Regions from separate parts of the Homo sapiens genome. Here regions 2 and 3 are each linked to region 1. A link is a contact called in ENCODE Hi-C or POLR2A ChIA-PET data. All regions are on one chromosome and are shown on one strand. The core of a region is the stretch at or near the end of the contact, and the rest is flanking DNA. Distances in the headings are between cores, read along the strand shown. Region 1 overlaps KCNAB1 (potassium voltage-gated channel subfamily A regulatory beta subunit 1). Region 2 overlaps TIPARP (TCDD inducible poly(ADP-ribose) polymerase). Region 3 holds the start of LINC00880 (long intergenic non-protein coding RNA 880).

What was found. A loop is a pair of places that touch in the nucleus more often than their neighbours do. ChIA-PET counts read pairs that join two places held with the same protein, here RNA polymerase II (POLR2A). Pooled maps may share reads with other maps.
Region 2: a loop to region 1 is called in a pooled map, with 2.5 times the contacts of the local background. The contact joins two enhancer-like sites. A Hi-C loop is called at or near these places in 1 of 50 pooled maps. POLR2A ChIA-PET finds 5 or more read pairs at or near these places in 2 of 52 experiments (OCI-LY7 and PC-3).
Region 3: a loop to region 1 is called in a map with no recorded cell type, with 6 times the contacts of the local background. The contact joins the promoter of LINC00880 here to the enhancer-like site in region 1. A Hi-C loop is called at or near these places in 53 of 168 maps with a recorded cell type or tissue (A673, CD14-positive monocyte, CD4-positive, alpha-beta T cell and 34 more), 37 of 37 single-sample maps with no recorded cell type and 46 of 50 pooled maps. POLR2A ChIA-PET finds 5 or more read pairs at or near these places in 2 of 52 experiments (activated naive CD4-positive, alpha-beta T cell and naive thymus-derived CD4-positive, alpha-beta T cell).

The regions. Positions count from the first base shown.
Region 1 is chr3:156,148,475-156,152,994 of GRCh38, reverse strand. The region is part of intron 1 of KCNAB1 (potassium voltage-gated channel subfamily A regulatory beta subunit 1); the gene reads right to left. Among named protein-coding and RNA genes, the nearest start is that of KCNAB1, 30 kb to the right of the region's middle. Within about 2 kb of position 2,319, at least 8 of the 41 ENCODE cell types and tissues checked have a DNase peak (open chromatin) inside an H3K27ac peak, as active enhancers do; they include ascending aorta, dorsolateral prefrontal cortex, heart right ventricle and 1 more, where a contact is called at or near this core.
Region 2 is chr3:156,704,661-156,709,113 of GRCh38, reverse strand. It overlaps TIPARP (TCDD inducible poly(ADP-ribose) polymerase), which reads right to left. Exons shown (of 6, transcript NM_015508.5): 6 at 2,344-4,430. The coding sequence ends at 3,983. Among named protein-coding and RNA genes, the nearest start is that of TIPARP-AS1, 31 kb to the right of the region's middle. Within about 2 kb of position 3,178, at least 4 of the 41 ENCODE cell types and tissues checked have a DNase peak (open chromatin) inside an H3K27ac peak, as active enhancers do.
Region 3 is chr3:157,120,701-157,125,474 of GRCh38, reverse strand. LINC00880 (long intergenic non-protein coding RNA 880) reads left to right here and starts at 2,473. Exons shown (of 4, transcript NR_034007.1): 1 at 2,473-2,599.

The sequences.
Region 1 (4,520 bases), core at 1,070-3,569:
GAGAGAGACAGACAATACAGAAATAAACAAATAAGTGCGCCAAAAGGAAAAATAGAGGTAGAGGAAGAAAGTGCTAGCATGGAATGTTACAAAGAAGTTACAACGAGAGTTAACCTTTTGGGAAGTTACGTATAAAGGTGCCCATCTTATACAATGGTCATCTCTGGAAGTAATCATAGCTCTGTTTTGAAACCGTAACTAGCTTCTAGAGGCATGTATTGTCACTATGCACTGAGTTATAGAGTGCCGTAAAATTCCAAAAGCAGGGTGAATCACTGACCTGTTACAAACCCTTCAAATGCTAAACGGAGAGCTTGGATACTTAATGAGCTGCACATTTTACACCCACACTCTACAATTGTCAGAGCTTCTATCTCATCTGCCTTAGCAAATTAAGAGGAATATCATGAAGGAGAAAATGACAGAAGACAATTGGGTCAAAATCCATTGTCTAAAAATGTTCCATCTAGCCCATTGAGAACCTGCATCTTTCTGAAAGCTCCCACCCCTCCCACAGTGGGTTCACCAGAAGCTAAGGCCAGAATCCATACTCCCGTCACTCTGAATCCAGCTGGTATCAGGCCTCTCCTTCGGCTGCCACTTCAGCCTCTTGGGATGGTTTCCTAACCCAGCTCATTTATGGGCACCTGACTTAGGGGCTAGACAATCCTGAGGTAACCGTGTCTGTGGTCCATCAGTGCTCAGAGGGCCTTACCCCTCTTAACGCCTGGTGACTCCCTTTTAACACACCTACCACTAACACCCACCCTCAGGGGATGTGCTGAGCACAGGGACACAGGGGACCGGATTTATGTAGGCTAATAAGGTCAGCAGGCCTATGAGATCCCTCAGCTTTGGGCCTAAAGTTCCAGAAGAAAACGTGGTAACCCTCGCTGGGTAGCTGTGGGAGACACAGTCGTTGTCAGGGACACGGTAACAATATCCAGGAGACCTTCCTGCAGGCATAACAATTGTGTGGCACCACAGCGCCACCTCCCAACCCAAGGCGGACTTGCAATTAGTCATAGTCTTTCCTTTGACCTCCTTCCTATACTAAAATTAATTTCTCCTGAACTGTTCCAGATTGAAGGAGACCTAAAAGATATGACAACAAAATATTGCCATCCAATACTGATCCTGTACAACTGGAGTAAAAAAATGCCACAAAGAGCATTATTGTGTCAGCTGACAAAATTAGAATACAATGGTAGATTAAAATATCATATTTATGTAAATTTTACCAAAGTTGTTAATTGTATTGGGGATAAGAAAATATCATAACTATTAAGAGATACTGAGGACTAAAAAGCCATGATGTGTGCAACTTAGTTTTAAAAAGCTTGGAAAAATAAATGGAGAGGTGGGTTGTAAGGAGTGAGCATGTGAGAGCATGAACAAAAGTTAAAGCAAATGGGGCAAAATGTTAACAATATGTTAAGGAATAAATAGCCCAGATGTGTTCTTTATATTATTTTAGCAACTTTTCCTTATGTTTGAAATTATTTTCAGATAAAAATTTTAAAATAGTTCTGGCCTTAAGTACTAGACAGTTTGTCTAAAAATAACCTGTACTCCCATCATTAGGGATTCATTTCTTTGGATGATATATTTTGCAGACACTCTATTAAAAAGCATCTATATTTTAAAACTTAGGGAGAATTAGTTGGTAACTAGATAAGGAGAGGAAGAGGAATCACTGGATGGGAGGCACTCGCTCTAAGTGTGGAGAGGTGACACGTGATATGTGAAAACAAACAGTGGGTACAGAGGAGGGCCATCTCCTAACTTGGTGATGAGCCAGGCCCACAAGACCATGGTTCTGAGAGCATTGACAGGCTTTGATATGGCCTTCTCCCGTGCAGTCCAGATAGCACACACGTTCCAGTCTGCTCCATCTTAACTGTGTAACAAGGTGCCTGCACCTGAGGTGGGGCTGACACCAACAGAATATTCTCTGAAAGATGGTAGGGGATGAGATGTCTACTTTTCCTTTCTTCACCAGCCATGCCCAGAGGTCTGTGGTGTAGCTCAGAACCCCCTACGCTAGAAAACTCCCAGACATAGAAAATTTGCTCTATAAAATATCTAACTGGGTTAGGTTATAATAACATAGGCTTGCCATGGAATCTAGGCTTCTCAGAACCTTAGGAATATGCTGGTCTTACCTTTTTAATTTTTTTCTCACTATATAAAATTTCCCATTGTCATAATCAAGGTAAATACATAGATTCAAATTTAAGTTCGAGTCTAGGACTGTCTGAATAAAGTTTTCTGCTAGCAGCGTTTCAGGCAACAGAAGAGCTTCCTTTTCTTTATGAAATAGCACATCCCAGTGGCACTCAAAGGCACTGCAGGGAAATTCAGGAATTGTTTTTCTCTTGGGTGAAAACATCTTTGGCCTACAGTTACTCCTCGGTCATGAAAATCAGATTTCAAAATGCTCACTTTTTTTCAGACGAAACCGCTGTCAACAACTTGTATATAAGAAAGCACGGATCCCTGTAACCCAGTATTGTTCTCAAGCCCTGAATTTCCAGTATTTTCGTCATGCTGCATAAACAAAGCAACTTTTATCCTGGAAAACCCCAAGTGGAAATTTCAAAACAGATTGAATATCTGCCCCTCTCAACAATATTTCAAACCCAAGCAGCACTCGTCTCTCACTCTTGCTTAAATTCTAAGCATTTTCTATCTAAACTGACACTTTGAAAACATACTTATTTTAGAATTTCTATTCCATTCAATAGGAAATAACACGTTCTGTTTGTTTTGAATAAGCCCCTTTCACTACGCCTCCACAGCCCTTCACCAGCAGCCTATTCAGGTTTCAAGTAATCACATACGTCCTGAGCCTGAGCCATCTTGGTGTCATCTACTTTCCTCCAGAAATATTGATGCAAGGAGAAAAACAGCTAGAGAGCTCACAGCAAATAAGCACAGGCCCAGAGACTTACCAAATTAGGTCATCTAAAATAAATCATGTGGACATTTTTTAATACAACCCCCTGCATGAGTAGCATTTTTCTAGGCTATTGATTTTCACAGTCACAGCTCTAGCTATTAATACTTTTCAAGCAGGTCTGAGTGTGCCAAGTGTCTCATGAAAAGGGCAGGTCACAAGAACACATGATGAAAGGGTGTTTTTGGTGGGGTTTGGAGGGTCCTGGGAGGATGAAAGTAAGTGCAATTTAGGAACAAATGTAATTTTCAACTTCCACATATGTCAACCCTGTAATACTATGAAAAGGAGAAAGGGCAAGAGGGATAGTCTTTCCTGGGTATCCACTATATGCCTCTTTGAGAGGATGGCGTTACCCTTTGAAGTAGGGTTTTTCAGCTTCATTTTGTAGATAAGGAAGCAGGGGATGAGAGGAGGGAGGGAAGAGCTTGTCTTTAAATCCTTCTGCTAGAACATCATGTTTGCACTGTGACAGAACCCACAGAGAGGGGTTCAGGTGAAAAATTGTTCCTACTTATCTCTGGAGTCTTTGTTTAATGATCAATGAAAACTCTCATTTATGCCTTCAAATTCTCTGCCCTGACATCTCTGAGAAAAGCTGGTAGCTAAGTGAGGTTTCTCTCTAGTTTTCCTTCCCCTTTTTTTCAATTCCATCCCTCCTGCTTCTATGATAGTCCGTAGTAATGTACCATGCTCGGATACTCGAGCTTTTCTGTTGATCTAGCCTGGAAGCTTCCTTCCTGTTTTCTCTTATTTTAGGTCAGGCTTGGACTATGTCCGGTTTCCTTCTTGGTCTACCATCTAGTAGCTTAGATTAGCGTGGCCACCACTCAGCAAGCACACTCCCCTTTTAACAGAAGTCTCTGAGAACTGATGTCTCCAGTCTAGGGAGATCTTCGGACACTGGGGCAAGCTAATGGGAGAGACACTGCAAGCTGGTGGAAGTTTCAGTCCTTTTCATTTCATTCTGGCTCAAATATTTTTGTTCTAGGCACAATGCCAGGCACTGGAAATGCAGCAGTTGATAAAAGATACCTTCGTATTACATCGTTTGAAGAGTTATTTATTCCCACACTTCCTGAGGCCAAGCTGATTAGGAGCCCATGTGTGAGATAAAAAGAAAGAAAAACAAACACTTTCTGAGTAGATCCTAATAGCAACAGCAAAAAAAAAAAAGAAAGAAAATGAAAAAGCAAGTGATGAAAGGAGGGTGATATGTTCAGAATTGTGCAATATTCTATTTTAGGTGTTTATTTTCTGTCCCTCTATCCTTTATAAATAGACACACACTTCTTTTTGGAAATGCTAAAGATGCCTAAGTGATAGATTACTAGGATTGGTTAAAAAGGAGCTTGAAGCAAGGGAGCACTTAGGTTCCCATGCTAGCAGGCAGTGAGCCAAGCACTTTCACATATGTGACTTTATGGATTTCTTATAATGCCATTGTGAAGTAAGTTAAATTAGGCCCATTTTACAGATATGGAAGCTGAGGCTTAACAAGATTAAGTAGCATATTGTATCTAAGATACAGGAGAAAAGATGGGGCTAGAGCACTATTAGC
Region 2 (4,453 bases), core at 1,929-4,428, 560 kb before region 1:
AAAAGAGCTGCCATCTGACAGTTCTATGCAGGAGTTGTCTTCCAAAAGATACGTGAAGAAATGAGTTAAGCAATAAAATAAGACCAACTAATTAATGCTGATGAAATCTTTCAATAGCATCTTTTTCTTTCTATAATGATGGCTTACAAGTAAGATTAGAAAGTTAAAGAAGGTAAAAAGCACTGTTTAATTTCTTTAACTTGGCCATAATAAGAGTACTTAAATCAACAAACTAGATGGGACTGTTTTTAAAACTATCTTTTAATGGAAAATGTATCTGGCTTTTAATTTGTAAGTACATGCTATAAGTTGTTTGTATAGCACTTTACAAAAAATTTTTGCATTGTAGTGTTTTAAAGTTAGATAGTCTCATCATTTATAGTCATTTAAAAAAGTCAAAGATGAGAAAGATGAGAAAACTAACCATGTGGTAAGGTTAAGTGATTTGTTCAAGGCTGTATAGTTTAGTTACAATAGAAGAGCTTAAGTTATTTTTTTAAAACCGCATGGTAATAGCAACAACATACGTGGTATGGATTAGATTCCAGAAAAGTACTATGTAGGATTTTCTAAAATGTGTTTTGACTGTTAGATTCAAACTAAGGAAATCTAGAAACATCTTGCAGTAATCTTACTTTCCTTAAATGAAGGAGGAAAAAACCTCTCTTTAAACTGACAGTATGGTATTGGATTCCTATTTAGTCATTTTCAGACCTTATATAATAAAATTTCTTTACAAGTATATCAGGCCCTAGTGACTTTTTATAACCAACTAATTGTTTACTAAAACAAACAGGTTTGTAACAAGGTGCAGAGATGGGTATTAGATTCATAATACCAAGGATCCAATATTTATAAACTTTGGACACATACAAAATCTTCCTGTCTATAGGATTGTATGACTGGAATCTCAGGGAGTTTGTAGACTCTCTTTTCCTGGAAATCTTAACCATAGTTTAAGAGCAAGTTCCAGCTTCTTGAAATGGTGTAAATTACAGCTGTGCTGGTAGAAGTTACTGAATGCCTTTTAGTATGTTTTAAATCCATAGAACCATTACAAAATTTAGACTGACTTGGTAGTTATTACTTAGTTAAAACAACATACGATGCTATTACAGGGATATAAAAATCATTACACTGGGGCTAAAAGCACTGTTAGAAATGCTTATGTATACTAATCAGATGACTTTGCTAGCTGGCTGAAATCTAAGGGGCTTTGAGAGCTGATGAGACTTCTACAATTCCATTCCCCCACTTTTTTTTTCTTGAGACAGTTTCACTCTGTTGCCCAGGCTGGAAGTCAGTGGCACAATCTCGGCTCACTGTACCTCTGCATCCTGGGCTTAAGCCTCAGCCCCCTGAGTAGCTGGGACCACAGGCACACATAACCGCACCCGGCTAATTTCTCTATTTTTGTAGAGACGGGGTTTCGCCATGCTGCCTAGGCTGGTCTCAAACTCCTGAGCTCAAGCAATCCGCCTGCCTTAGCCTCCGAAAGTGATGGGATTATAGGCATGAACCACCATGCCTGGCCATACAAATCCTTTTTATATTTCCTTCACACCCAGTGAAAGGGACAACCTGCTTATGTTTTTCTCTGCAGCTGTCTGCTGATACAGATTGAGTTTCCCTTATGGGAAACACCTGGGACTAGAAGTGTTTCGGATTTCAGGTTTTTAAGTATTTGTGTATTTCCCAGTTGAACATTCCTAATCTGAAAATCCAGAATCTGGTATGTTCCAATGAGCATTTTCTTTCAGTATCATGTTGATGCTCAAAAAGTTTTGGAGGCCAGGTGCAGTGGCTCACACCTGTAATCCCAGCACTCTGGGAGGCCAAGGTGGGAAGATCACCTGAGGTCAGGAGTTTGAGACCAGCCTGGCCAACACGATGAAACCCTGTCTGTATTAAAAGTAATAATTAAAAAAAAATCAGCCGGGCATAGAGGCGGTTGCCTTAATCCCAGCTACTCAGGAGGCTGAGGCAGGAGAATCGCCTGAACCTGGGAGGTGGAGGTTGCAGTGAGCCAAGATCGCACCACTGCACTCCAGCCTGGCGACAAAGCAAGACTCCGCCTCAAAAAAAAAAAAAAAAAAAACTTTTCCATTTCCTCCAAGTATTACCTGCAAAATAAAATATTGATTCTTCTCTTGTAAATGATAATGGGCTGCTAGATAATGTACTTTCTGTAGATTCACACTGCAGAAAAGTTTAAGCAGCAAGTTCTGGTTAGGTCTGTTCATTCAGTCACTCAATCATACATTTAACCAACCAATCAACATTTACAGATCACCAACTATGTATTAATCCAGTGATCTTAAATGGAACCAAAACAACAACAAATTTTAAAGAATTACCATAAGTTTTATTTTTGCTTAGTTTTATTAAAAAAATAAATATGTCATAAAGCTTTCTTTTTCCTTAGGGAGAAAAAAAGGAACAAGTCTCATAAAACCAAATAAGCAATGGTAAGGTGTCTTAACTTGAAAAAGATTAGGAGTCACTGGTTTACAAGTTATAATTGAATGAAAGAACTGTAACAGCCACAGTTGGCCATTTCATGCCAATGGCAGCAAACAACAGGATTAACTAGGGCAAAATAAATAAGTGTGTGGAAGCCCTGATAAGTGCTTAATAAACAGACTGATTCACTGAGACATCAGTACAGATACATCTTGCTTAAACAACACAGAAGTTCCTGAAAAGTTTTGTGTAAATGATATAACCACAAACATTACCAGGAGAGCTTGGTAACTGAAAGAATTCCATGGCGAATTCTTTTGTGAACAACTACTTTCACTTTTGTAAATCCAGGTATTTGCTTTTTATAAGGAGTTTACCTAGTTGCTACCTCTCTGAACTGAGGAAACAGCATATTCACCAAACGTTGTGCTCCAGCTGGACCACTGGCACAATTTCCAAGTTTGTGTTTCTATTAAGTAAGTAGTGTAAGTAAGGTACAGAGTCAGCCAGGGAACCCAGCTGTATCTGACAAAGCAGGTGTAGGAGTGGGACTGCCATCTACCAATAATTCCAGCAAATACTTTTGCTAATATACTTTGTGCAAAACACAGTAATAACCTTATCAATTTGGCTATAGATGTACTTCCTTTTTCTAAAACTTTCAGTCACAAGCTAGGTCTGGAACCCGAAAAGGAAGTAATACTTCTAACCCTCAAGACTGCCTTTAACCAAATTAGCTGCCCAACTCCTTCAAATTGGAATGGATGATAATGAAAGAGACTGAGTTTTCCAAAGCTGAAGTTTAACAACACAAAAATCACATTTCATATCACTAATTAGTGAAAAGTTTTGCTGGTGACAAAAATTTTTCAAATGGTTGTTTTTTGTTGTTGTTTTAACTTCCTCTAAATAGAACTCTGAATTCTGGGGCAAACTCTGCAGAAGTTAAAGTCACTGATGTTCTCTGGTTGGCTGATACATTTTAGTACTGCTGATAGAAATAAAAATTTCTTTCTACCCACCAGAATTTCATGAACTTATACTATACCAAAGCAGTGATGCTTTGGACAGGGAATACGCATGGTAGTACTAGTTCCAGTAAGTTTTATCAAACGTAAATAAATAAATAGAATCCTCACATTGCTCACAGCCTCCATTCCATTTGGTCAAACTTCTACCAGGCCCAAGCCACATTTAAATTAGGCTGTTCAGTTTTTTAATTTAATGCTCCTAATAACATTGCTGTCTATATGTACAAGTGTGAATGAAAAGAGTGTGTAATCTGTAGTCTTTTCCACACTGAGTACACTAGCAATTAGTAAATAATTAAAGAGTAAGTGGTCATTTTAAAACTTGTATTTTTTTTTTAAAAAAAGCATTTTCTAGCACTTTAAAAAATGGGTCTGAAAAGTGCCCTATTAATGTCCAATGCTGTTCCCCACCCAGTCCCACCCATTCAAAACCTGCTACAAATGCTGGATTGAGTTCATATCAAATAATTTAGCAGTACCAAGATTTTTCAAATGGAAACAGTGTTACTGACTTCTTCATATTGGATAACAAAATAAGGGTAACTCTGGTCATCATTAAAAATGACAAAAATCTGAGGCTCAAAGAAATTATCCACACAAGAGTCATAAAGGTCACTGGTGACACTGCCAGGATTGACTGGCGGGGGCCTTCTCATGCCATGACTGCCCATTGTGTATCTGCCCGTCAGCACTTTGGCCAGAAACATGAAGTGGACTCCTTTGGAGGACTTCTTAGAAAAGTTATGAGAGTAGCTTGCCTTCTTTGCAAAATAACTGCCTTGTCCAAACATTGTAGCATGCTTTCCACAGACTCGAGGGTCAAAGTTGTGTTTGCAGATTCCATCTACCACATCCTGGGATGTTCCATGAAATAAATGTCTCTCATTTATTATCCTGTCACGGCCAAACATTTTCCTGTTCATATATTCCTTTTTCCTAATGGAAAGAACAGACAGAGA
Region 3 (4,774 bases), core at 1,224-3,723, 970 kb before region 1:
TGAGGTTTGAAGTAGGAATGAATCTGTCACCCAGGCAATGAACATAGTACACAATAGGTTGTTTTTCAGCCCTTGCTCTCCTCACATTCTGTCTCAGTCCTGTGATGGCTTAAGGCTGAACCATTTCTAGGGCTCTGAAAAATCCAGCCAGGAAGCAAGCTGTCAGTCTCTCCTCCTGGGAGACATCCTACCTTCTCTGAGTGGCTCTCTTCACTTGAAGTGGATGATTCATGTTCTCAGCATACTGACAACTCTCTTGAAATAAATTCCCCCTCTCTAGTCCTCCTCATTCACCTCCTCCCCTCTGCTGCACACCCCTGAGGTAGGTGATGGGCTCAGGGTCACTGCTTAGCAAGGTCAGTGTTGATGATCTAGCAACCCTGCATAAAATGTGTAGTGGGCACATAACACCCCTTGTTTTTGGTTTTGAGGAATCAACTGAAACTCTGCAGCAATAGGAAAAGCCCCCCTTAACAGCCTGCTATAGGGCAGTGGAATTTGTTGTGTTTCCCTTTTTGCCTTGATCACCAAGACTGAGTGTAACACTTGCCTGCATAGCTTCTCCTTAGCCTAGATTTCAGAACCTACCTTCCCTCCTTGCTAACTCACTTACATCATCTCTCTTCTGCTTCATCTCCCACATTCATGCTCTGCTGTTGTTCTTTTGCCCTTGTTTTGATGATTCTGTTGCTTGTTCAGTGCTGAAAGCTGATGCGGAGTTATTTATAAGTACATTATAAAAAGAATTTGTAAAATTTTAGTTTAGATTTCCTAGAGGGTAGTTACATGCAACCCAATGAGGAAAACATCAGTGTTTTTTCTGTGAGAAGTTAAAATGCATAGACATAGAGATGGCATTTGTTCCACTAGGAGCTACAATAGTGTTTCTCTTTAATCAGATGAAAGATAGATTGTGTAAGCTTAGGGAAGCATCTTCTGATCAAAAGTTCCACATAATTTGGATAAACATGGAAGGCAAATGTTTAATGCAAAATTTCTTTATTTTCAAAAGAAAATAATGATGGATAAGGAAGCAGAAGCAAGGAGCAAGACTCAGGTGCTGAAGCATGTGACACTATGGAGAGTTCCTCTATAAGAAAGAGGGGAAAAGAAATACCCCTCCCTCTGAGAGTGCCACAGCCTCACATTAGGGATCAGAACAGAGTTACACAAAGTCACCTAGAAGGTGCAGAGTGTCTCTATAGCCTGGAAAAATCAATTAAAACCTCCTTAAGTATATTAATACCAGAGAAAGATTATGTTGATTATGGGAAAATAGGCAGAATAGTGGGAACAGAGAAAAAGGAGCATAACCAAGGCAAAGGACAGCTGATATCTTTTAACATTTAATAAAGAAACTTCTGATGAGGACCCGGCTTTCCTTGGGCCTAGGAGAGGATGCACTGATAAAGTCACAGCATATTATGGCCCTAGGGGAGACTAGTATACTAGAGCTACATTGCCTCATGTAAATGAACAGATAAGCCCTGTAGGTTGGCATCAGTCTTTGGGCCTTGTGTTTAGGATGAAGCAGTCTTGCAGGGCACTGCCTTCCCTTAGAGCAATGGTTTTCAGACTTTCATGGACATCAAATGATGCAGAGGGCTTATTTTGTTGGGCTGTATTCCCAAAGTAACTGATTCACTAGGTCTGGGGTGGGGCCTGGGAATTTGTGTTTCCAGCAAACAAGCTCCTAGGTGATACTAAGCCTGCTGGTCCAGGGATAGACTTTGGGAACCACTAAGAGCATTTCATAGCATTTAAAAATTTCCTTCTCCTACATGCCTAGGAGACCAACTGAATCAGAATCTCTAGGAGTAGGACACAAGCATCAGTATTTTAAAAAACTGTCTAGGTGATTCCAAAGATGACCCCACTACCAGGTCTACCATTCCAAGTGAATGATTTCCAAATGATAGGCAACATAAAAACACCACCATTTGGGCAAGAAAGCATCATTTTTTTTACCCTGCAATAAAATAACAGTGGGATATGAATGGATAACGATAGCTAACAGTTGTTGAATACTTATATTGTGCCAGGATTAAATAATTTGCTCCAAACAACTATCCCCATCTTAAAGGTGATGAAACAGGCATCCCATGAAATTAAGTAACTTGTCCAAGGTCATGCACAAGTAACAGAGCTGGAATTTGAACCCAGGCCCTGCAGCCTCAGAGTCCCTGCACGTGGCCTGAACTATAGGGTACTCTGTGTAACCAGTCTGAGGGAGCATATTAACAGCCTCACTCTCTCTGGGCAGTTTCTATAGTGAACACTGAATGGGCCCCATCATCCAGCCAACTGGGCTATTATCCAGGATTCACCACTTAATAAGTTGCTATGGTTTAAACATTTTTGTCCCCTCCAAAACTCATGTTGGAACTTAATTCCCAAGGCAACAGTGTTGGGAGGTGGGGCCTAACGGGAGGTGTTCATGTCATTAGAGCTCTTCCCTCATGCTTCTGCTATGTGAAGAACAGTGTTTCTCTCCTACAGAGGATGCAGTGTCCAGGGCATCATCTATGAATGGAGACAACCTTTACCGGACACCAAACCTACCAGCACCATGACCTTGAACTTTCCAGCCTTCTGAACTGTGAGAAATACATTTCTGTTGTTTATAAATTACCTAGTTTTTGGAATTCAGTTATAGCAGGACAAAATGGACTAAGACAACAGTGATGCAATTTGATCAAGCTCTTTAGCCCTTCTGAGCCTGTTTTCTCATGGGGAAAATGCATATAAATGTGTCTAAATCAGAGGCCTGCTGGTAAGGCTAAAAGAAATTTGCCAAGGAGTGCCTAGCACAGAGCCGGGGTTCAGGAGACATTCACTCCCTTCCTCTTTTCCATCAGCTTTTCCTCTAAGGGTCCTCAGAACCCCAAAGAGTTTTTCCCAGTTGCTTCTTGGGCATCTTTGTAAGTACAGCTCTCTTGAGAACTGGCAGACACCTTTGACTGAAGAAATAAGTTCTGGGGAAATAAAGTTTTCCTGCTGGATGGAAGGAAGCACAGATGTTAGGCTTCGTTGAAAAATGAGTTCAGCTCATGACAGTTGAAAGTAAGGAAATCTGTGCTGCTACTTGAAGGAAAATAAGAACTGATTCCTGAGCTGTGGTTTCCCGGCATATCTCAGAGCAGCTGCATTGCATCAGGGGTCTGGGTATCAGATGGGGCTTCCACAGCTACAAGGTGTGCTGTGAGTCAGTTGTTACTAATAAAACAAAGTACTGAAGCTTGTTAGTGACTCACAAAATAGTAATGCATTAGATGAGATATGCATTGCTGTTTGAGAGTACTCTTGAGAGGGGCAGAGCCTTGTTTGCTGGGATTGTACACAATTCTGGGTAGGCCTTTGGTAAGGTAACTTGCAGGTGTCACCTGAACCAAATGCCAAAGCCGAGAATGATTGTATATGCCATTTAAAAGCAGATTGAAAGAACATTTTGAGGAAGTCTAGAATAACTAATTTTTATATCTTCCTACTTCTGCGATTTTTTAAAGGGAATCATAAAAGAATATATAGGTACCTTAAAACAAAGATGGGATGAATAACTTAGAGAAAGAAATATCTGATGGTGGTTGGGGGAAAGGGAGATGTAGGGTAAGAACTATGTCAGAAAATGTAGGCTAAGGAGGATCCTCAAAATTAAGTTCTGAGATTCCTAGGCAAAAAGAATAGTCCCATGCATTCCACAGCTTTCATTAACTGAAAAAAGAAAACATAGGCAAACTTCATTCTAGTACTAAAGTCCAAGTGGAAATTAGTTGCAAGGAATTTTTTATGTGAAGCAACATAATGAATATCTATGGCAATTTTACAGATAATTTAAAGCTGTTTTTCACCCGATCATTTCTTAAAATGACACTGGGTAAAGCTAAGGGGCATAATGCTAAATGATGTAAACAAACACTGTATTGAGTACCAAAGTGACTTAAGCCAGGAAGGGACTTCAGTGACTCCAGGGAGGAAAAAGTTTAGAGAACTGCAAAGTACCCTACATGCTATCCTTGCTGTTTTGGCAACATCTATACCCCTTTTAAAATGCAAAGATAAACTTTAAGAGCACCATTTAATAGCTCTTTAATGAAACTATGTTTAACCTGAGCAAGTTGTTGTGTATGCAAGATACTGGAAACGCCTTCTGTGGAAGGAAAGGCAAGTACAACTTTGTGCTTCTATTTGGATAAAAGGTTTTGAAGTGAAAGGCATTTGTGCAAATTACAAGCAGATTTTCAAGTCTAGAAAAACAAAAATCTCAACTGTGGATTAAGTTCTATTTTTTAACAAAAGTGAAATACTCTGCTTTAATTTCAGAAGTTAAAAAATCCTTTTTAACAACAGCAAAAAGGGGACCTGTTTTGAATTTAAAAGAAGTAGAGTGAGACAAGTTAGGAAAAAAAGAATTACCATTGCCTTTCTAAATTTATTATTATCATAATTGTCATTAAGTGTATTCGTCTTTCTTTAGGGTAAAGAGAGCTTTCCGATGGCCAAAATTTACTAGTCACTGAATTGTGTCCCAGGACACCCTTCAATAAAACTTGGCCTAAAGAAGCTTCAAGTTCCCTTCAAGTTCGAGGGCAGAGTCTGGGGTTCAGCCCAAGCCACTGGCATCCCTGAAGGGGCTGCAGGGCTCCTGACTCCAGGACCTCCTGGCATCCCGAATGCATGACCTCTCATGCCCGCCGCAGCACCTGCAATCTTGCCGGTGCTGCTTGGATTGCTGAGCAAACACTTGTTATTTGCGAAAGTACAAGGTTCAGTCTGT